Linked DNA regions of Mus musculus: region 1 is linked to region 2. A link is a loop called in an ENCODE intact Hi-C map of the cell type or tissue named here. Cell type or tissue: heart. All regions are shown on one strand.

Evidence for each region. Peaks named below come from ENCODE experiments on the same cell type or tissue, not always from the same donor. Only the 100,000 strongest peaks of a DNase experiment are listed, where the experiment ranks them.
Region 1: it touches region 2 in a loop (2.0-fold over the local background); 3 of 42 quality-filtered maps call a loop at or near these places.

What each region holds. Positions count from the first base shown.
Region 1 is chr15:101,408,361-101,416,360 of GRCm38, reverse strand. Krt7 (keratin 7) reads right to left here and starts at 3,958. Exons shown (of 9, transcript NM_033073.3): 1 at 3,582-3,958; 2 at 2,181-2,392; 3 at 80-140. The coding sequence starts at 3,887. Gm671 (a long non-coding RNA gene) reads left to right here and starts at 4,169. Exons shown (of 4, transcript XR_384459.2): 1 at 4,169-4,258. In heart, no CTCF peak of the experiment used is centred here; no DNase peak of the experiment used is centred here; H3K4me3 peaks cover 1,418 bases; H3K27ac peaks cover 2,900 bases; H3K27me3 peaks cover 4,922 bases.
Region 2 is chr15:101,353,025-101,361,024 of GRCm38, reverse strand. It overlaps Krt80 (keratin 80), which reads left to right. Exons shown (of 9, transcript NM_028770.3): 3 at 1,485-1,545; 4 at 2,283-2,378. It overlaps Gm35853 (a long non-coding RNA gene), which reads right to left and starts at 2,432. Exons shown (of 3, transcript XR_875674.2): 1 at 2,265-2,432. In heart, a CTCF peak has its summit at 4,920; no DNase peak of the experiment used is centred here; H3K27ac peaks cover 303 bases; H3K27me3 peaks cover 1,717 bases.

The DNA of each region.
Region 1 (8,000 bases), 55 kb before region 2:
GACCACAGACCTAGCCCTGTGGTAAAGCCAGGGTCCCATCCTGTGTATGAGATGGCCCTCTAGTACCTCTGCCCCTCACCTTCTTCAGCAACACAAACTCATTCTCAGCAGCCGTGCGTCGGTTGATCTCCTCTTCATACCTGCAGGGGGAGGTGGGAGGGTAACATACAGCTTAGCCCCCAAGCACTCACACACAACACTCAGTGACACACCTCAGAGAGCAGGGGTCAGGGCTACAAAACATAATTTCTCTCACCTCCATGCAGAGTTCCAAGGTTCTAAGTCTCGGCATGGAGGGAAGGGGGTTAGGAAATGTATATGAATTAGACGCCAAAGGCTGCAGCTACTGATGGGGAGAGCAATCATAGCCATGCTTAGGGGCTGTATATGGAGCCTGCACTGGTGTGCACTTCCTGTGGGATAACTCTCTCTCTCTCTCTCTCTCTCTCTCTCTCTCTCTCACACACACACACACACACACACACACACACACCCTCCCAACAGCCCCACAATATAGTACTGTAATTGTCAGAACTGAAAACACAGAGGCAGGTCACCAGCCCAGGTCACTGTACTACAAAGGGACAATCCCTAGCTTAACTCCCCACAGCTAACACAAGCCTGACCACTAGGTAGGCCCACCCCTGAGTTGCGAAGAGGAAGCTCAAAGGGGAGAAGCTTGATGAGTCAGGACAAAGCACATGAAGTCCTGAAAAGCCAGGCCACACTGGATGGTAGAGCCTACATCTTTCCCCCAAATCCCTCCTCCTCCTCTGAAGGAGCTGGCACCTGGCTTTGGGAGGATTTCTGCAAGCAGGGCAAACGGGAAGAGTATGCATTTGCCTGTTCCAGTGTGTTTGTAGGGAAGAATCAAAAGAAAATGTAAGGACAGGTGGGAAGGTGGGGATGAAGGACTGAGAGCTCAGGCGCTCGCAGGAATTGCCTGCTGAGACTGGCAGGAGGCAGCCTGGATGAACGGCTTTGGTAGAAAGCAGGGCGCCAGCCAGGAGCCAGGCTGGGGACATTCACACATCCAGAGTGGTACTTCAGTCTCACAGAAGCTACATCTGCAAGGCTCTCTGAAGCTCCACCTTGGGGCTGGGTTGCTGGGCTCCAAATAGGCTTGAGCTCTCAGGGCAGCCATTCCCCTTCCCTGTGCCTGCTGCCTGTCCCTCATTCGTCCTACCTGAAGCTCACAGAAGCCGGCTGCTCTGAGGTGAGGGGGGCTGGGTGTGGGCTGACTGCCTGACAATAGGGGCTGGCTGGCTACCCAGAATCCTCTTGCCCTGCACCTGTCTGGTTCCACCTTCTATGAGATTGTCTGTTGACTTTTGCCCAAGGGAAGCAGCTGGTGGGAGACACTCCCCAGAGGTCCTGTTTGTTCTCCTCCGGTCAGAGCTGGTATGCCTGGTCCCTCTTAGTCACACAACAACACACAGAGCACACTAGCTGTCCCCGGTGCTCAGGGGCAGGGGAGGAGGGGAACAGGGGAGGGGCCCCGCTCAAGTCTTAGGCTTTGCTTTCTGTTCAGTGAGAAAAAAAGAGTTTTCGGGGACATTCAAAGGTACCCACAAATCCCAGGCTTCCTGTCTCTGGTGGCTCCGTCCCTAGTTTGCCCTGAGCCCTGCTGTGTCATGCAAAACCATTAACTCCATCTGTTTCTTTCCTTCTCATATCAGCTCTTTGGCCCCTCCTGGGAATTAAGGACCCAACTTCAAGAACAAGTTTCCTGTGACCTGCAATGTGATTTTGACTAAGTCCCATAGACAGTCTGGTTTCCAATTCTTCATCTGCATGAGGTGGGAAAGGCTGTCCTAGAATAATCTGTGAGGGCTATACGTTCTGAAGCATTCCAGTCATAGGACACCTTCTACTCATGGTGCCTAGGGACTTAGGCACCAAAAAAGGAACTAGCACTGTCAGGGTAGACAGGGTAATTTCTGACTAAGCTGAGGGAAAAAATGACCAGAATGTCCCAGCAACAGCCCCTGGGGGCAAGAAGGAGAGGTGAGGCAGGGACTGTGTCAACAAAGGCCATAGCTCCAGCCATTCCAGTGCTGAGCAGCTGTGCACTCTGACCCCTGACCAGGTCTGAACCAGGGACACTTGTGGAGGGTCTGTGTGTGAGAGGCATACTGTCCCCAGGGCTGGGATCCTCCAAAAGGCACCAGGGACATTACTTATTCTTGAAATCTTCCACCACATCCTGCATGTTCCGCAGTTCCACCTCCAGGCGGCCCCCATCCAGCTGCAGTGTCTCGAGCTGCTGCCTCAGCCCAGCAATCTGAGCCTCAAAGATTCGGGGAAGCTGGCTGCTCTTGGCTGACTTCTGTTCCTGCAGCAGCGCCCACTTGGTCTCCAGCATCTTGTTCTGCTGTTCCAGGAAGCGTACCTGGAGGGGTGTGGAAGAGGAGGAACCTGAGGGGCCAGACTCTACTACCACAGATGTTGAAAAGTCTGGAACCACTGTGCAGCAGAGCCCATGTGCCCACTAGTTGTGCTTACCCCTCATCCCTAGGACCCTATTTCAAGTGTAAGCCATGGAGTTGATGTGCTTGGCTTAGTGGAGTACACTGTTCCTAGCCAATTCTGCTTCAATGGTATTTTCTACCTCTGCCCCTTAAATAGCCCCTTTCTTCTCTGAAGCTGGGGGTGAGAGGGTATTAGGGGACTGACTGGACTGGCCCCTCCTTCCACGCTGGAATTTTTCTTTCTTCCTCAGTATCTTCTCTCCTTCCTCTTATCTCAGCCTGAAGGTGGGAGGCAAGAAAAGCCCTTGAAACCAGCAGCCTGAGGAATCATGAGCTGGATTAGGATGGCACAGCTCAGCATAGAGCAGGAAGTGGGGCTAGAGCAGTCTGGGAAGTTTCTTTTAAGGATTTCTGGGACAGAACGGTACAGGCAGGAGGACTGGAAGGGAGACGGTGAAGCAAGGGATTGGTCCTAGCCAGAGGGACAGGCAGGACTGCAGGCCTCAGCTTCCTAGATGCCCATGAATGACTGGGATGGACAGCCAGGGAGATACCTTCCAAAGGGCCCCTCTCCCAAGTCCCAGTCTCCCACAGAGCCATCTGCAAAGGCAGAGGTAACCTTACCTCCTACCAACAAAAAAGGTAGAGGAACGGGCAGGTAAGTAGGGCAGAAGCCTCCCTCCGCCAGGCCTTTATTCTCAGCATCTACCTCAGATACAAAGTTCTCCCATGGAGAAAGGAGGAGTCATCCCACCCCATTCCTGACTCCTCACAACCTCCTCCCAGGGAAAGGGACCCAGACACCAAAGAACTAACTGCTGGCCTTGGCCTCCAGAGCTCCTAGCCTCACACCTGTTACAAAGTGGCTCCAAATCCCCCGAGACCAGTCAACTATGGAAGCTGGAGAGAACTTGGGGGCAATCCTTGAGTCCTTGAGGAAAGGGAGGGGCCCAAGGCCATTTGTTGGCAGAGCGGAGTTTGGAGACTAAAGGAGGGTGTAAGGAGAAGTACTATACAGAGCCCACCGAAGACACAAGAGGAAAGAGACCTACACCAGCCTCCCAGGGCAAGGCGTGGCCGGAAAGAACCGTGCGACTGAGGCTGTCTCACCTTGTCGATGAAGGAGGCGAATTTGTTGTTGAGGGTCTTGATCTGCTCGCGCTCCTCCTGGCGCACCTGCTGGATGGTGGGATCGATGTCCACACTCAGCGGCGCCAGCAAGCTCTGATTGATGGTGATCTCGCGGATGCCAGCGCCCACCGGGCCCCCATAAGCGGAGCGCACGGCCACACGAGGCCTTGATGAGCCCAGGCCATAGAGGCTCCTGCTGCCGAAGCTGGCGCGGCCCGAGCTCAGGCGCACCTGAGCCCCGCGGCCCGGGTAAGCAGTGGAGCGAGAGCTGAAGTGGATGGACATAGCGGCTGGACACAGCTGGCTGGACGAGGCGAGGAGCAGCGCGAACTCCCTGACCTCAGGCAGTCTGCGACCTTTTATTCCTCCATGCGGGGCGGAGGCTGAGCGCACACAGGTGGGGACAGGGCGGGGCTGGCCGCTGGCCACCTTTCTCTGCAGCCAGGGCCTTCCTGTCCGCCTGCCTTCTGCCCTCGCACCGCCCCCAGCCGCCGCCCAAGGCTCTTCGTCCACTCGGGAAGTGTCTGCAGGAGGCCGAGACGCCGTCGTGAGACACCCACACCTCAGGCAAGTTGTCCAAGATACCCACAGCCCAGAAATCTCTGGACCGCAAAGAGACCACCTTACAATTGGCAGGAGAAGGCTTCCTAGAGCAGGTATGAGGAGTGAATACCTAGATTCCTGAGGCCAGTAGGAAAGCCAAGTGCTACAAAAGGAAGTGCCTGACAAACTTTAGCTCCTGCTGAAAGTTGAAACCCCTCACCCACTGGCTGGGGAAGCCCTAGGCTTCCTAGGACTCTCCTTCCTGGCCCAGCTGCTACTGGAGAGCTCAGCTCAGTTCTTGAGTAACCTGGCCCTGTGACGATCCTTACTGGGAAGAGCTGTTTCAGTAACTGCGCCCTCCCCACCATCCAAGTTCAGAGGGCTTGCCTCACCCCCTCCTCAAACTACTGTATGGGTTCCTGGGATGGCTGTGCGTACCCTTCTGTGCCCTCATACCCCTAACACACTAGTGTGAGTGTATATGAGTGCAGTCTGTGCATGGGGGGTCTGGATTCACAACTGAACACATTTGTATGCACATGTGTGTGTCCTGTCTCCCGTTCACATCCAGACGTTCCTCCCTGCTCTGCCTCATTTTTCCTGCTTACAAACCCACTAGGCTATGCCTGACAAGGGAATCAACTAAAACTGGCCTCTGTGGTAACCCGTGGTGGTGTGCTCAGTGCTCCTCGGAGTGCTCCTGGACTTCCAGTTTTCCCAGACTCACTTGGACAGCCTTTAGCCCACCTCTGGCTCCATGCAGTGAGACTGGTCCTTTAGGGGCGTCCTAGGTGGGGAGGATGGGAATGTCATATTCTTCCTGCTTTGCCTTTTCAGGTAGACAACCCTAAGCTCTCAAGGAGACTCCCTACCCCTCAAGGTGCTTCCTCAGTCCTTTGTCCCCCTCTGCACCCCACTTTCCATCCTGCTACAGCCCCTGCCACCCATCCCCCACTTTGGAGGTTGTTTCTCACCCACACCAAGAGCTCCTTCTCTTTCTCAAGCTGAGCCCCAGCAGGGCACAGCTAGTGCGCTGACCTGGACGGGTCCTGGCCCCCTCAGCCACAGCTCCTTCAGGATGAGGGTCTAACAAGAGCTGGGAAGCACACAGACAAAAGTACCTGGGCACTTCAGTCCAGGCCTCGGCCCCCTATAACCACCACACACAGGCTTGAGAAATACTTCCTCATTCCTGAGCCTACCCCACATCTGCCCTGGGCCTCTTACCCCTCCCTGGAACATTCTTTAAAACTCCAGTGCTAGCTAGATTCCTCCTGCTCCCACATTCCCAGACCAACCTGAGAGGCCACTCAGTGCCAGGTGGAGGCAACACACACACACACACACACACACACACACACACACACAAATGTCCTTTGAAGTGTTTCACAGAGGGCTGCCAGCCCCTGACACCACACCTCCCATCAAATTCCTGCCCCAAAAGAGTTCACAGCCTAGTGGTTCATCTGAACCCAGTCTCTCTCTGTCTCTCTCTGTCTCTCTCTCTCTTTCTCTCTCTCTTACCCATTCCTTCCCCTCCCCTCTCACCACATGCAGACCTTAGAGAGACTACCTCCTATATTTTGCCTTAGCCCCACAAACTCCTCCATTGTCTTCTGCCTAACTCAGTGAGGCTACACACACTCACATACACACATTCACACACACACATTCACACACATATTCAAACACACACCACACATTCACACATACCATACACACTCACTCACACTCACACTCACACTCACACTAAGCGATGCCAAGTGTAAACTTTGCTTGTCCCCTGACTCTCTTGGCTACTATGCTAAGCATCCTCTGGAACCCAACCACCAACAGCAGTGAGCACAGATTATTAGCACTACCTGTATCCACCAATCCTGACCTGGATGCCTGGCCCCTGCAATCCTGGCCCAGTGGACATTGTGGCTCCATTCACAGAGCAGGAGAAACATAATAACTTGTATTCAAGACCAGAAAAAAAAAAAACACACATTCTAATTCTTAGACCGGGGGGGGGGGGAGTTTTTTTTTTCATGATCTTGAACTGTGACTGCTGATCAGACTAAAAGCCATTTAGCAGTCTGCGTGAGCCACTGGGGGAGGTAGCCAATGGCAGAGTGCGTGACCAGCATGTATGTGGACCAATGCTCAATCTCTAATAGTGGCACACACAAAAACTTCAGGGCATACAAGCATAACACAAAGGAGCTGAGGGACACAGGCTGAGAAGGATGTGATGGACAGCAGGCTACTTTCCTGACTGTACACCACCATCCTGAAGAACATAACAGGCATGGAGAATGTGGGCTGTGGTTTACATGGTATCTTCTGCGCATGTGCCGGCTTAACGTACTGAACCATTTTGTCCGTATGATATAACCTATGACACAGAGGTGTATTGTACCTCTCCACCTTTTGTGACAGGCTGTCACCGTGTAGCCAAAGCTGGCCTCAGATTGTTGATGACCCCGTCCCAGCTTCCTAAGTGCTAGAATTATAGACATGTCTCACCAAACCCAGTATGGTCCTCATATGAAGAGAATACATTGAAGTACAAATAATTTAAGTCACTTGCCCAAGCTCCCACAGCTAAAATGTAGAAAAGCTAAGATTTGAACCCCAGTAGTTGGAACCACTAGATTACTTTAAAAAAATAATAATAATGGTGATGATTAGGACCGTGGGAGATGGGGGAGATGGATCTGTGGTTAAGACCACCCAATTTCAGTTCCCAGACTCAGGTCAGGTGACTCACATCTTCCTGCAACTCTAGCTCCAGGGAGCCAATACCATCAGCCTCTGTGAGTGCCTGAAGGCATCTGCATGTACACATGCATACACACATATACACATACATATACACATATACATATACACATATATATACATACATACACATGTACACATACACACATATACATATACACATATATATACACACGTACACATACACACATATACATACACACATATATATACACACATATATATACACACACACATATATATATACACATACACACATATACATACACAATACCCATATACACATAAATACTCATACATACACACATATACATACACACATACACACGTATACACACATACACATACGTACACACATACACATACTAAATAAATAAATGATATATAAATAAAGTAAATACAATTATAACAAAGAAAATTACTTGCAAATATGAAGGACTGCTCAGCACCTCTCAAACTGGGGTAGGAAAAAGAATAGAGGCACAAAGCCAGGCTAGGCATGGTGACACACGCCCATGACCCAAGCAAGGCAGGAGCTGACAGTGAAGGCTGTGAGCTGACGACCAGCCAGAGCTGCACAGCAAGATTCTGTCTCAAACAGTAGACTTGAAACCCTTTTGTGCCTGTGAAGCCAGTGAAGACTGAACCCATGTTAGCAGCACTCCAGCCTTGTGCTGTGCTACTGGGGTTATTGATTGTCACCTCCTCCTGCAGGGAAAGTTGGCAAAAGATCTCAGAATTTAAAAGACATCAGCAGGGGCTGGAGAAATGACTCCATGGTCAAGAGCACTGGCTGCCCTTGTGTAAGGATGGAGTTCCTTTCCCAGCATCAACTTGGAGGTCTGTAACCATCTGCAACTCCAATTCCAGATCTGACACCTTCCTCTGGCCTCCATGGGCACCAGCCATGCACCTGTGCACACACGCATGCAGACATGCACACACACACATGCAGACACTCACAAATGCATATAAGATAAAAATAAATAAATCTTTTTAAAATATGGTCATCAACCTTTACATGAATAAGTGAAACAAGACAATTCCATCAGCCCTTGACTAAGTCAGGGTTCTTCTTTTCCTGGTGGT
Region 2 (8,000 bases):
AACGCACACACATAAGTTGTAACTAAGCTGTGCAGTTGCCCCTCAGGGGAGTTAGCACTTGAGCCCTCTGCTCAGCCTGCACTCCTCACAGGACCCTGAGGTCCTCCCCAGCTGCAATCTCTGAGGGTCACAGGAGAAGGTGTTAGGGACCACCAGGAAAGGGAGCCCGTGGTACCTGTTACACACATATAGACACCTATAATCAGCACACCTGTAGTCAGAACCTCTGAGCATTTTTGTTCTCCCTGATGCATGACCCCTGTCCAGCCCCATCATGACCCTCAGAGAGCCTCACAGATTCCTGGAAGACAGGGTAAGGCCAAGTGCAGCCTATTCCCCAATTTTGAGACCTTGGTGCCCTCTGAACCCTGCCATCCTTAGGTCCACTCCCCTTCAGAAAACATGTGGGTCTAGTCAGCTGCCAGGGCCACTGTGACACTGCCCTTCCAGGAGGTCAAAGGCTGGGCAGCAGGCACCTGTAATTAGAACCCTGAGTCAGGCATTCCTGGAAAGGGGAAAAGAAGCTAACCCATATCCGTGTACATCCACTGGGGCTGTCCCTGAGGGCGAGGATAGGACATCTGAGGCTGGCAGATGCCATCCACCTGATGAGGCCAAGACTACTGTCTTACCTAGAAGAGGGAAAAGTGAGGGACCAAAGGGTTCTGTCCCCACCCAACAATCTCCTTTTTACAAACCCAGGGTGAGCCTGACACAGGAGGGAAGCTACATGGAAGAGAGTTGACAGGCATGTAAACTCCTTGGCACTCCATTCGCACGATGTGTATGCTTACCCCTGTTGCTTCCCTTTCATCGCCTCTTTTGAACAATGTACAACAACTGGCTCTCCCCTGTGAACACCTTGTCTCTCATACAAAAGGGACTTCAAGATGCCAGCAGGGGCTGCTCTCAAATTCTGACTTAGGGTGAGACAGACACCTGGCCAGTCCTAGGTGCACCCCAAAATGCAGCTTGCTTTAAATGGACAATCATGGATTTGGTCTTTTCCCCTCAAGATTCTCTAGTTTAACAAGAGGAATGAGCTAAATGCTAGAAGAGGACTGACTACAGGCATAGCCCACCTGCACTTGTGATTCTGGGGGGTGGGTAGAGAAAAGAGCCACCATGAAAGGGGTACACCATCAAGAAGGCTTCCCAGAGGGCTGTGCAGTAGAGTCTGTGCCCACCAAAGGAAGACCCAAGTTCTCTTATTTGATTTTGATTGTTTTGTTTTTTGTCCTAACAAGGCATCACTATGTGGCCCTGAATAGCCTAGAACTTGCAGTCCAGGTTGTCCTCAAGCTTGTTGAATCCTGTCTCCGTCTCTCAGGTGCTAGAATTATGAACATATGCCTCCACACCCAGAATGGCTACCTTCTCTAATCATCACAAAGCACAAAGATCTAACAGAGACCTGGACTCTCAAGGAAAGTTAACTAAACCCTAAGTTCTACAACATTGCTAAAGAACATCTCTCCCCACAGGTATGAGGACGAGATCTCCAAGCGCACAGACCTGGAGTTTACCTTTGTCCAGCTGAAGAAGGTAACACCTAGTGCCCAGGGTCCTCCATCATGACCCTCCCTCCATCATGACCCTCCCTCCATCATGACCCTCTCTCCATCATGACCCTCCCTCCATCATGACCCTCTCTCCATCATGATCCTCCATCATGACCCTCCCTCCATCATGACTCTCCCTCCATCATGACCCTCTCTCCATCATGACCCTCCCTCCATCATGACCCTCTCTCCATCATGATCCTCCATCATGACCCTCCCTCCATCATGACTCTCCCTCCATCATGACCCTCTCTCCATCATGACCTTCCCTTTATCATGACTCTCCCTCCATCATGACCCTCCCTCCATCATAACCCTCCCTTTATCATGACTCTCCCTCCATCATGACCCTCCATCATGACCTTCCCTTTATCATGACTCTCCCTCCATCATGACCCTCCCTCCATCATGACCCTCCCTCCATCATGACCCTCCCTCCATCATGACCCTCCCTCCATCATGACACACACACACACACACACACACACACACCCCTGCCCTTGTCACCAGCATCATCCACTTACCTTGATACCTAAGCAAAACCCTCAGGCACATGGGCTGAGGGACCAAGAGGCAAAAGGCCCAGCAGCAGGCTGTCTTTCTTCAGGCTCAGAGGCAGACTTCCTCTGGATATCCTCCCCCTCCCCTGACTCCTGCCCAACTCCTGCCCCAAGCCCTGGCTTTCTTAGTCTCCACTCTCACCTCCACTCCCAACTCCAGGACCTGGATGCTGAGTGTCTCCGAAGAACTGAACTGGAAACCAAACTGAAGGGCCTGCAGGGCTTCCTAGAGCTGATGAGAACAGTCTATGAGCAGGTGAGAAAACACAAGGGGAGGTCGTGTTTAACAGTCGCTATTTCCAGCCAATGACATCACAGCTTCCCAAGTGCTCTCTGGGTATCAACAGTCCTTACATTTCCCTTTGTTACACAGCCTACTTCGGCTGAGCTCTCTTTGAGCCCTGCAGTCCAATCCATAGCTCCTCTGGCTCTGATGAACAGAGAGCTTCACCCTCTCCCACTCTTGGCGAAGACGGAAAGACTCGTGATGGCATTCAGCACAATTTTTAATTTTTGAAATGATATGGCAAATGCAGACAGAGGAGCTCCTAGAACATAGCCCCATCTATCTCCCAGGTCCTCAGCTGAGCCTGGGGAACTCAAGGACTTGACTCTTCAGGAACGCTATACCTTCCTGGGTATCCTACCATTCTCTCTCTCTCTATCTCTCTCTCTCTATCTATCTATCTATCTATCTATCTATCTATCTCTATCTCTGTCTCTCTATCTCTCTCTCTCTCTGTCTCTCTCTCTCTCTTTCCATATCACCTGTCTCATGGCTAAGGGGTACAGGCGTGATCTCTGACAAACATCTACAGTATAATAAGTAGAGAGAGCCATTGCTAGGGTTGACAGGCTCCAAAGCCAAGTGCTGCCAGCAGCTGGTGCCATAGCAAAGAAGCCAAGGTTGGACCAAAGGTCAGTGACAAAGTCACAGTGCAAGCAGAGTCCTTCCATGGGCCCCACAGACTTCTGAGCACTGCTTCCCAGCCTGGTAGGGGAGACTGGGCCTTTCTTCCATCGGACTCAGCATCCCAGGACCCCTGTGGAACTCACAGTCATCTGTGGCATAATGGGGAGAACCCCCACCCTCAGGAGCAGTAAGAAGGCCAGCTCCCAGCTGACCACACCAGCATCCCTGGAGGGCATATAGCCCATCACAGCCCTCTAGCCCAGGCCACAACCTTACCGGTTGATTGTTCTGCCCAAGCTCTCTTTGGCTTGGTGTGGGCCAGGCAGGCATCCGGGGCCAATGCTTCAGAGTCTGTCCTCCACTATGCATACCGATGCCTGGCAAACTCAAAGCTCTAAGGCAAAGTGGGGGGCCTGCAGCTGAGACCCAGGCAGAAGGAGGCTGGCCATAACCAAACATTAGAAATATGCCTAGAGAGACTTTTTGGCTCCCTTGTCAATAGCCAGGCCTGTGAACTCCATTTGGACGGAGCCACAGCTCTTTATTTGGAGCCACCGCTCTTGGGCTCTGTTTTGACTCCTCTTTTTTAGAGTTTCTGTAACTCTGGCCAAACTGTTGTCGCCTCTCTGTGCCTCAGTTTACACATTTGTAAGTTGAGGAGAACAACAGAAGAGATGCCATGACCGAGGAAATGCTTATAGAAGAGAGAGTTTAACTAGGACTGTGCTTACAGTTTCAGAAGTTAGTTCATTATCATAAAGGCTTCCAACAAGACCACGCCTATTCCAATTAGGCCACACCTACTCCAACTAGGCCACACCTGCTACTCCATCTCAGATAGTCCCACTCCCTGACAACTAAACAGTCAAATATATGAGCCTATGGGGACCACTCTTATTCAAACCTCCATAGCATCCTTGACCGTCAGATGCAAGAGTCCTACATATACCCAAATCACCTGATGTTCGAGTCTCCTACATAAAGTGGCACGTTGTTTGCATGTGACCTGGGCACCTTTTCCCCTGTATTGTAGAGATATACTACCAAAGACAATGTAAACAGTAGTTCTCACGCCATCTTGTTTGAGGAACCAATGGCCAGGGCACCAGCCTGCACATGTCAGTAGAGGGGCGATTTTACCCCATCTGTGTTTGGCTGAAGCCTCTGAGAAGCAGGTGGCCACAGAGGCCAGCTGTAAACAGTTGCTTCTACTTTTGTGAGCACCAAGGTGGCCAGTGAGCTGGGCACCAGGATGTGGGTTTTATAATCCACTCTGTGTGCATAATGGCCTTTGCCAAAGAGATGCCAGTGAGCCCCTAAGCCCAGGCTGCTTGTCAGAAATAAAATCCAAGACATGCAAGTGTTTTCTAGAACCCATGTTTTAGAACAGGAAGTTGGGCTAGGCTATAACTTTTTAGTAGGGTGCTTCCCTGGCCCTAGGAAACCCCAGGACTCAACCATCTCTAGTGCTGCCATCCCCAAAAAGGGAGACAGAATTATTTTAATGCCATATTCCCCTTAATGTGTTATTATATTATCCAAATATCCAATATATCCAAAGTATGAGTATTTTGACTCATAATCAATATAAGTACTAGTGGACTATTTTACTTTTCTTTCTCCTATTAAATGTTCAGAGTCAGACATAATCTGAACTCTGAGGAGAGAGAGGCAGGAGGATTGAAAGTTCAAGGCCCCAGCCTCTATACAATGAGTTCTGAGCCAGAGGGTTGCAAAGTGTAAAATGTAAAGTGAAGCACACTTTACACTTACAGTAGCTCACTTCAGTCAGATGAGCCACGTCCCACATGCTCCACAGCCACTGACAATGACTGGCTCCCTTCCTGGACAGAGCAGGCCTGAGCAAACAGAGGTATAGGCTACAGCTCCCTCTCATGACAGGAAAACACAGTGGACTATGAGTAGCTCTCGGAGCCCTGGACACTTGAGTTTCAACTTTGGGTCTGATCAGAAAAGCCTTGTGTTATAGACCTATATCCTATCGAATTCCAAAAAAGTGGGGAGCCTTCCTCTCTCCCCAGCACCAGGGAGCACATTGCTACAAGGCCATTTCCAGACAGCTGGGTAGAACCCACTGGTCAGCTCTGCAGTGTGCATGGAATCTGCATGTGTCTAGTCTCAGTACTGCCTGCCATTCCCAGATGCCCTGGGTCCTGGGAGATTTGGGCAGAATCAGCTGAGAGCCCCCTGCAGCCAGTCTCCTAGGAGGCTGCAGAGGTGCCAGCACCATCTAAATGGTTTTGGCAGGGAGACAGGTTCAGAACAGGCTGCTCTGCCCTGCAGTCTAGATCCCAGCCTTATTACCCATGCCAATCACAGCAACTGTGGCATTAGATACTATGTATTGATCACTTAGTATTGTCTGGGTACCGTGCCGAGTGTTCTCCAGACCAACTCACAGTTAATGCTCCTGAGCACTCTGTGGATTTGGATGACGACGGAGTGAGTACATTTTTAGAGTAGCCAGATTTAAAACCTGGCTCAGTAACTATGAGAGCTGGCTAGAGCAGGTTGCTTTAATATCTCTCTCTCTCCCTCTCTCTCTCTCTCTCTCTCTCTCCATGCTTCTATCTCACCATCTGTAAAATAGGAAGCACAATACAGGCACTGTGCTGTTGGGAGTGTGTGTGCATGTGTGCATGCGTACACATTTGTGCTTGTGTGAGTACCTGCATGTGTATACACATGTGTGCCTGTGTACATGTGTGTGTGCATGCATATATGCATATGTGAGTATGTGCATGCATGCATGTATGAGTTTGTGTGCATGCGCGGGTATGTGCCTGTGTGTGTATGTGAGTTTGTGCATGTGTGAGTATATGCATGCGTGTATGTGTTTCTGTGTGCATGTGTGTGTGTGCATCTGTAGGTATGTGCTTGTGGCGGTCAGATGAGAACTTCTGGTGTCAGTTCTCCCCCTTCACCCTGACTGAGCCTGGTGTTTTTGTTATTCAAAGCATAGCATGATGGTCTAGGTGGCCCTCAGTCTTCCAGGGACACTCTTGTCTCTGCCTCCCATCTCAAAAGTTTTAGGAGCAGGAGGATTACAGACACACACTAAGTGCCCAGCTTTACATGGGTTCTGGGCACTCAAACTCAGGTCTTAGCCTTGCCCAGCACTTAGTCACCTCCCAGCCCAGACATTATTTCTTAACAGATCCTAAAGCACTTAGAATAATGTCTTCCATGGAGTAAATATTTAAAAAGCATTAACTGCTTTTAGTTCTGTCTGGCACCCATTTTACAGGTGGGAAATGGAGGCTTGGGGGCATTTAAAAAAAAACTTGATCAGAGTCACCTAATGACTCCAAGGGGGTCGCATTTAGAATACAGTGCCTCTGAGAGCTGTTTTACCAAGCAACACTTGGTTTCCCCGGGAAAGCCACTGTCTCCTCGGTGCCCCTAAGGGGGTAACACTGTGAGACAGACATATACACAGCAACCTCCTCCAACTCCAGCTCCCTAGAGAAACTCTAAACTATACTGTGGCGCAATTCTTGCCAACTTGGGGTGTTAGGGGCCCACCCCAAGGTGGCACCTCACCACACAAGCAAGCATTGTTATACCCTCCTTCCCGGAGGGACAGCGTGTCTGGACAGGCACACAGCTGTTCCAAACATCACTTCCTGCTTCTGTTTATCTCACTCTGCCTCGCCTGCTTCTTTCCAGAAAGGTCTGAGGTGGTGCCATCAGTGTCAGCCATCCCTCAGCCCCAACAGGGAAGACCTGTCCTTTGTAGCATCTCCTGGCCAGGCCCTGGACTTTCGTGGGCCAGATGCCAAGTCAGGCCTGAGATGAAGGGTGTGAGGCTATATCCATGATCCTCACTCACTGGTTTCCACTGTGTGCCCACCAGGGGATTCCCAGAACTACATCTCTAAAACTGTCCTAGCAGGTGCCCATTTGCAGGGAGCCATGTTGGGACTTCGGGGACTGTCATCCTGATTCCAGTCAGTGTCGTCAGCCTGCCATTACCCAGAGATGTATATTCTATTCATCCAAAGATTAGTCAAAGATCCCCACAGCTCCTGGTCCCCAGGCTGAGGTCCTGCCAGCTGAAACTGCCTCCAGAATTCTTGCAGCCCCTGAGCTTCCTTTCCAAGAAGTGCTGATGGTCAAGGCTGCAGACAAGCAAATGGGAAAGGCACCATCCATTGCCCAGAGAGTCCATCTGACCCCACCTCGTCCCTGAATCTATACTCTAGAACACAAGCCACCAATAAGAAGTCCCAGTCCCTGCCAGGGGCGGAAACTAGAGGCACCACCACAAGCTCTCTAGGCAAGATGATGAACAGGGGGAGGGGGCCCCAAAAGTGAGGAAAGTCAAGATATATGGCCACGAGTGAACCAGCTGAATCAGGACCTAAGCAGGCCTCCAGAACCAAGTGCCAGCTGTCCTAGGAAGCAGGGAAGAAACTGACAAGTGTGTTGCACGCGTTTCAATAAGAAAACTGTAAGGAAGAAAAAAGTGAAATGGGCAACTGAAGACTTCTAGCGATACCCACCAATTTCTGTTCACCCTTCCCGTTTGAATCCTGCCTGGGAATGAGGTTGTCAGCAACCAGAAGCACCGGCTGGAAAGTCGTGACTGAGACAAGGCCAGGGATCTGTGAATGCCAGAAGAGGCAGAGGTCCAGGCAGTACACCCACAGACTGAGCTGCAGCCACACAAAGCCACCTCGGCTGGCTCCCTGCCTGCTCCCTATGGCCAGCAGACTCACCTGTCTGTGGAGAGTGCTGGCAGCCATGCTCCGATGACACACAGTCTGCTCCTCCTCCCAGCCTGAGGCCCCCCCAAGGCACCTCCAGAGGAAGCAGCCCAGCCTATGACAACACGTTGCAGCCCCTGAGAGACCCCTGTTCCCACATGTCTCACTATTTAGTCCTGAGGTTTCCCGTGGGAAAGCTGGCCTGGCACTAGAGATAGTTAGATAGCTTAGCTCC